Regions from separate parts of the Homo sapiens genome. Here region 1 is linked to region 2. Evidence: chromatin contacts called from ENCODE Hi-C or POLR2A ChIA-PET data. All regions are on one chromosome and are shown on one strand. The core of a region is the stretch at or near the end of the contact, and the rest is flanking DNA. Distances in the headings are between cores, read along the strand shown.

The links. Hi-C counts contacts between places; a loop is a spot of excess contacts on that map. ChIA-PET counts read pairs that join two places held with the same protein, here RNA polymerase II (POLR2A). Pooled maps may share reads with other maps.
Region 1: a loop to region 2 is called in a pooled map, with 2.8 times the contacts of the local background. The contact joins the enhancer-like site here to the promoter of ACAT1 in region 2. A Hi-C loop is called at or near these places in 1 of 168 maps with a recorded cell type or tissue (endothelial cell of hepatic sinusoid) and 10 of 50 pooled maps. POLR2A ChIA-PET finds 5 or more read pairs at or near these places in 12 of 52 experiments (A673, B cell, CD4-positive, alpha-beta T cell and 8 more).

What each region holds. Positions count from the first base shown.
Region 1 is chr11:108,198,831-108,201,555 of GRCh38, reverse strand. The region is part of intron 1 of NPAT (nuclear protein, coactivator of histone transcription); the gene reads left to right. Among named protein-coding and RNA genes, the nearest start is that of NPAT, 22 kb to the left of the region's middle. Within about 2 kb of position 1,460, at least 5 of the 41 ENCODE cell types and tissues checked have a DNase peak (open chromatin) inside an H3K27ac peak, as active enhancers do; they include GM12878, where a contact is called at or near this core.
Region 2 is chr11:108,120,317-108,123,163 of GRCh38, reverse strand. ACAT1 (acetyl-CoA acetyltransferase 1) reads right to left here and starts at 1,597. Exons shown (of 12, transcript NM_000019.4): 1 at 1,486-1,597. The coding sequence starts at 1,557. RefSeq lists silencers at 1,386-1,795, 1,397-1,935.

The sequences.
Region 1 (2,725 bases), core at 211-2,710, 79 kb before region 2:
CAGGTTTCTGGGCTGGACCTTGGGCCTGAGTTGGAACTCCCTGGGCCATTCCTTTCCTTTCTGATACATAAAGATTGAATGTCTTCCCTATGGGAAGACTAAGGGCTGGTGCCTCAAGCAAGGCTTGTTTCAGTTGGTCAAAGGTCCTTTTAGCCTCTGGTTCCCAAATTAGGGAGTGAGTCTTAGTTGCCTGAGTCTCCTTTATTATGTGATATAAGGGACAAACTATTTCACCATACCCAGGTATCCATAGTCCTGTAATCCCCAAGAATCCTCTCAGTTGCTTGAGGGTTTTGGGGAGAGGAAAAGAGGAGATGGACTTAATTCTTTCTTCACCTAGTTCCCTGGTCCCCTCTGACAAGACTAGACCTAGGTACTTCACTGAAGTCTGACAGAGCTGAGCCTTAGATTTTGAGACCTTATATCCTCTGTTAGCCAGAAAATTAAGACAAGCCTTACTGTCCTCCTGAGACTTCCTCAATTGGAACGCAAAGGAGAATGTCATCTACATATTGTAAAACTTTCACCTGAGGATAAAGGAACTGCCCAAACAGCTGGGGGCTGTCTTAGAATCCCTGCGGTAACACCATCCAGGTTAGCTTTGTGGTCTGGTTGGATGGATCTTTGAATGCAAATAAATACTGGCAGTTGGGGTGTAATGGTATGCAGAAAAAGATGTCTTTTAGGTTCAGGACTGTGAACCATTTAGTTCCCTCAAGTATTTGAGTTAGTAGGGTATAGGGATTGGGAACCACCATATGGATTGGAACCACAGCCTCATTAATGAGGCAGAGGTCTTGGACCAGTCTCCTTCCTTTGTTGGGTTTTTGTACATCCAATATCAGAGTATTACAAGGGCTGTTGCAGGGTTTAAGGAAGCCCTGCATCCTTGAGTTATCAGTGATGGCTTCTAGCCCTTTCCTAACTTCTGGTTTTAGGGGATATTGTCTCTGGTTAGAGAAGGAGGTGGGATCCTTAAGGTGGACCTAGACCAGTATGGCAGTTGTGGCTGCACCAATTTTCCTTTCAGTTGCCCAGACTTCTGGGTTAATTAATATTGGTCTGCACTAGGGTGAGACAAAGAGTCTGTCCTGGAGCCATAAGGATGATGGGTCCCGTACCAGCTAAAATAGCCCTGCCTAGCAGAGGAGTTGGGCTTTCAGGCATGATTTAAAAGGCATGGGTAAACAAAAGGTCCCCTCAACTATAACTAAGGGGTTGGGAAAAATATCAGATTAAAGGCTTTCCTGAGACATCCCTCACAGTCACACTAAGAAAGGAAGGGGAGGCCTGGCCTAATAAGTTGCCTCCCAAGAGGGAAAAAAATCAGTCTCTTACATAGCAAAGCTCCCTGTAGTCATAGGACTGTGCTGACTCCTGACATGATTGCGGGGGCGGAAACAACTTAAACGCAGGTAGGGGAAGTTGCCTGAGGGAAATAACCTCTTGCCCAATGCAAATGGATTCCTTCAACAGGGGAAAGAAAACTCTCAGTCATTGCATCCTTCTTGCTTCTAAGAACAGACAAAAACCAAGTTGTTCTGAATTACACTGCTGATGACTAAGCAAAATGCTCATTCCACTCAATAATATTATCACTGTGGTTTGCAGCAACACCCTTAACGTTGTGTATGAAGAAGAGATAGGAGCCAGGAAGAGAGAAAGAAAATGCTATAGGAAAGACTGGAGGTCTTGACTGACACCCGAACGGGCTGTTGGGGATTGGGGCCAGTCCAGGAGCCTTCAGGTAACACTGAGGTGTAGCCTCAGCCAGATGCCTTCAGTTGCCCGAGGACCTTATTCCGATCCTATGCATTGGCTAGACCTCTGTGAAGGGAGACTGGATTGAAACAAAGCCAACATTCCCAGTACCCGAGGGTGATGGCAGAGGCTTGACAAAATCTTCCCCAGCAAGCCTGTCCTTTGCAGCTGTGCCATTCGCTCTTAACTGGCTGACAGAGGCCCAGTGCTTCATCCGTTTTTGGAAAAAAAATGTGAAGGCAAGAAGCCTCAGAAATGAAAGTGTAAGAGGTCCACTCTTACCCTTGCACAGATCCCAGACAAGCCTCCAGAAATGACACAGGATCCATTCAGTGCCGCTATGCTGTCCAGCATCTCTGTGGCCTGTGGCGCGCCTGCCTGGGCCTCGCTCGCCTCTAGGCTCATTGCTGGGCCCTCTCTGCCCACTTGACCCAGCAGACTGCTTCTGGCCCGGATTCCATGCCCACTGCAGCTCTGCATTAAGCCCCGCAGCTGGTCCAGTTGTGCCATGATTGTCTTCCACCTTGGGAGCCGGCGTCTGGGTGAGGGTGACACAGCAGCGCCCAAAAACTTGGAGATACCAGCAACCACAGAGCCCCAGCTGTTGCCCAGGGAGTTCTGAGGTCTGAGCCCCCAAGGACCGTTACAACTCTGTCTCCTTCCCACCGCCCACAGCATGGCAAACGGAGGTGGCAGGGGAGCGCATGTTTCAGCTCGTTTGTGTTACAGCTCATTCCGTCCCTCTACCCTGCTTCAGTCTGCTTCAGTCCTGGGCTGGCCCAGCCCCACTCCTGCTTCCTGTTGGGTAGCTGCCCAGTGCCAGCGGAGGGCTGAAGGGCTACAATGTTAAGAGTTCCTTTCACACCCACCATTCAGCAGGTTCTGAGATCTTGTCCTGCGTTTAAGAAGAATGAGGTTATGTGGACACTGGGGAGTGAGCAAGGTGGAAGAGGGTTTTCTTGAG
Region 2 (2,847 bases), core at 348-2,847:
TCCCGGGTTCAAGCGATTCTCCTGCCTCAGCCTCCCAAGTAGCTGGGATTACAGGCGCCTGCCACCACACCCAGCTAATTTTTGTGTGTGTGTGTATTTTTAATAGAGGTGGGGCTTCACCACGTTGGCCAGGCTGGTCTTGAACTCTTGACCTCAAATGATCTACCCACCCCGGCCTCCCAAAGTGCTGGGATTACTGGCATAAGCCACCTCAACCAACCTGATTGTAAGATCTTAATTAAACCATAAATTAAGAAGGTTCTGAACTTTTTTTTTTTACATCTCTAGAGTACCTAGTTCACCTATGTCACCTAGTCAATACTGACTGAAACCCAAGATAACCTAATTACTTTCTTGTGATTTCTTCACTCATCCCATGAGACTAACAAATAGGCTAAAAACTCATCTTCCCTGGAAACCTACGCCTTGTGACTTTTCTATTATCTCAGTCACCCAGGATCAATTTTAGACTCTTTCTTTTCCCTTGGCTTCGCACCCTCACTCCCTAATTGTCAAGTCCTAGACTGGTTCTTTTACAATCTCTTGCAAAGCTCCTACCGCCAGCACCCTTGTGCAAGTAATGTTATTCTACGCCCAGACGTAAGAACTAGAGTGACCTACCATTGCAACAAAAACAAACATATCAACAATCCCTACTTAACTAGGGTCAAGTCCATACTCACAACATAACTGGATCTCCAAGCTTATTGCCCCCATCGACCTAGAAAACTCAAGCTTCACCAACCACACCCTGAAGGTCTCTACCTATTCCTGAGGCTTTGCCTGACAATCTGTGGTGCGTACTCCCTTGCTTACGCATGTGGAGAATAAATTCTTTGAGACTCTGCCCCTGCTGTGTTCCCTAAACACAACGGTCAGAAGAGCGACAGCCCTTGGAACGCCCTCAGTATGTGAGCTTTGCTCATATGTCAAGTATAATTTATTGTATTATCTGAGTAGTCATTTGTTTTCCCTGATAAATTTCAGGCTGCTCCAAAAAACATCTGTTATGATCACATGGTGCCCTCTCCCCTTGTATGCCCAATGATTATCTATTGTATTAAAAAAGAAAAGGAACCTCTCCTGACAATAACGCACACAAATATGTTTTAAAGAAAATCTCGGGAGCAGCTGCACAGGCCTGCAAAGAGACTCTCCCCGATCCCACCGCTCAGGCCGGGCCAGCGCCAATCCTGGCGGTCCTGCCCGCCCAGACACGTGCCCTTGTTTGACACACCAGTAACGCTCATTAAGATGATTACGCCGAGACCTTGGAAGTAGAAACGCGCTGTAAAAATAGGCGAGTCCCTGGGTGTTATCGGAGCACTTAGGCGGTTTTTGGACCAGAACCCGTCGCGTGACTGTCCTGGGGCCTAAGCCGCGCGCCCGGGCCGCGGGAGCCGCAACGGCCGCGGGCTGGAAGCTTCCGAGGCGGGGACTCCTCGCATCCCGGGTCTGAGTGCTGTGGGGACGAACCCCGCTCACCTGCACCAGCCTCCGGAGCAGGGGGCTGCGGCTGCGGGCGCCGCTGCGCAGAAGTGCCGCCAGCACAGCCATGGTCGCAGAGGGCTGAGTATCGGCTCCACAGGCGTAGACTAGCGGCCTCCTCCCCAACCCCGCACCCCTAGCGGCCCGGCGCGGGCACCGCCCATCCCGCTTCCTCCAATAGTCGCCTCTCAGTCGGCGGCGATTGGCCGGCAGCCAAGGGCGGGGCGGAGCCTGGCGCTGGGACACCGCAGCCTGGGCCAGGAAAGGTTGACGAGTGAAGGACGTGGATGGAGACACTGGCGCTGGGGTCAACGAGCACCTGACACGCTGCTGGCTCCCGTGTCCACCAAGTCTAACCTGCCGGGGCCGGTGGTTTATGTGTAATCCGAGATTTTTCGATTTACTGAGCATGTTTCCCTTAGGCCTACCCAGCACAAACTCATGAAAATATTTTAGGATTTTTTTTTTTTTTTTTGAGACAAGGTCTCACTCTGTCACCCAAGCTGGAGTGCAGTGACGTGACCACAGCTCACTGTAATCTCGACCATCAGGGCTCAAGCGATCCTCCCTCCCCAGCCATCCCAGTAGCTGAGACTACAGGCGAAAGCCTCCACAACCAGATAATTTTTGTATTTTTTGTGGAGACGGGGTTTCACCATGTTGGCCAGACTGGTCTTGAACTCCTGGACTCAAGTGAGCCTCCCTCCTCGGCCTCCCAAAGTGCTGGGATTACAGGCGCAGGCGACCACGCCCAGCAAATTGTTGTATTTTTTTTTTTTTGTAGAGACTAGGTCTCCCTATGTTGCCTAGGCTGGTTGCTGACTCCTGGGCTCAAGCAGACGGCCAGACTCAGCCTCTCAAAGTGCTGGGATTACAGGCGTGAGCCATCACACCCAGCCGTGAAAATATTTTGAAGCAATCAAATTCCAGGCTCAGTCCAGATACAAATATGGGTAAAAAGGCCTCAGGTGATTCCAGTCCCCAACCTTCAACCACTCCAGCTGAGACCCCAGACATCATGGAGCAGAGACAAGCCATACCCACCATGCTGTCTGAATTCATGGTCCACAGAAACGAGAGAAAACAAATGGTTGTTATTTTAGGCCATTATGTTTTGGAGTATTTTTTTTTTTTAAGATAGGGTCTCGCTCTTGTCACCCAGTCTGGAGTACAGTGGTGCAATCATATCTCACTGCAGCCTCAAACTCCTGGTCTCAGGGGATCCTCCTGTCTCTGCCTCCCAAGTAGCTAGGGGATCCTCCTGTCTCTGCTTCCCAAGTAGCTACGTAGCTAGGACTACAGGCATGCTCCACCATGCTAATTTTTTTAATTTTTATTTTATATAGAGAAGGGGTCTTG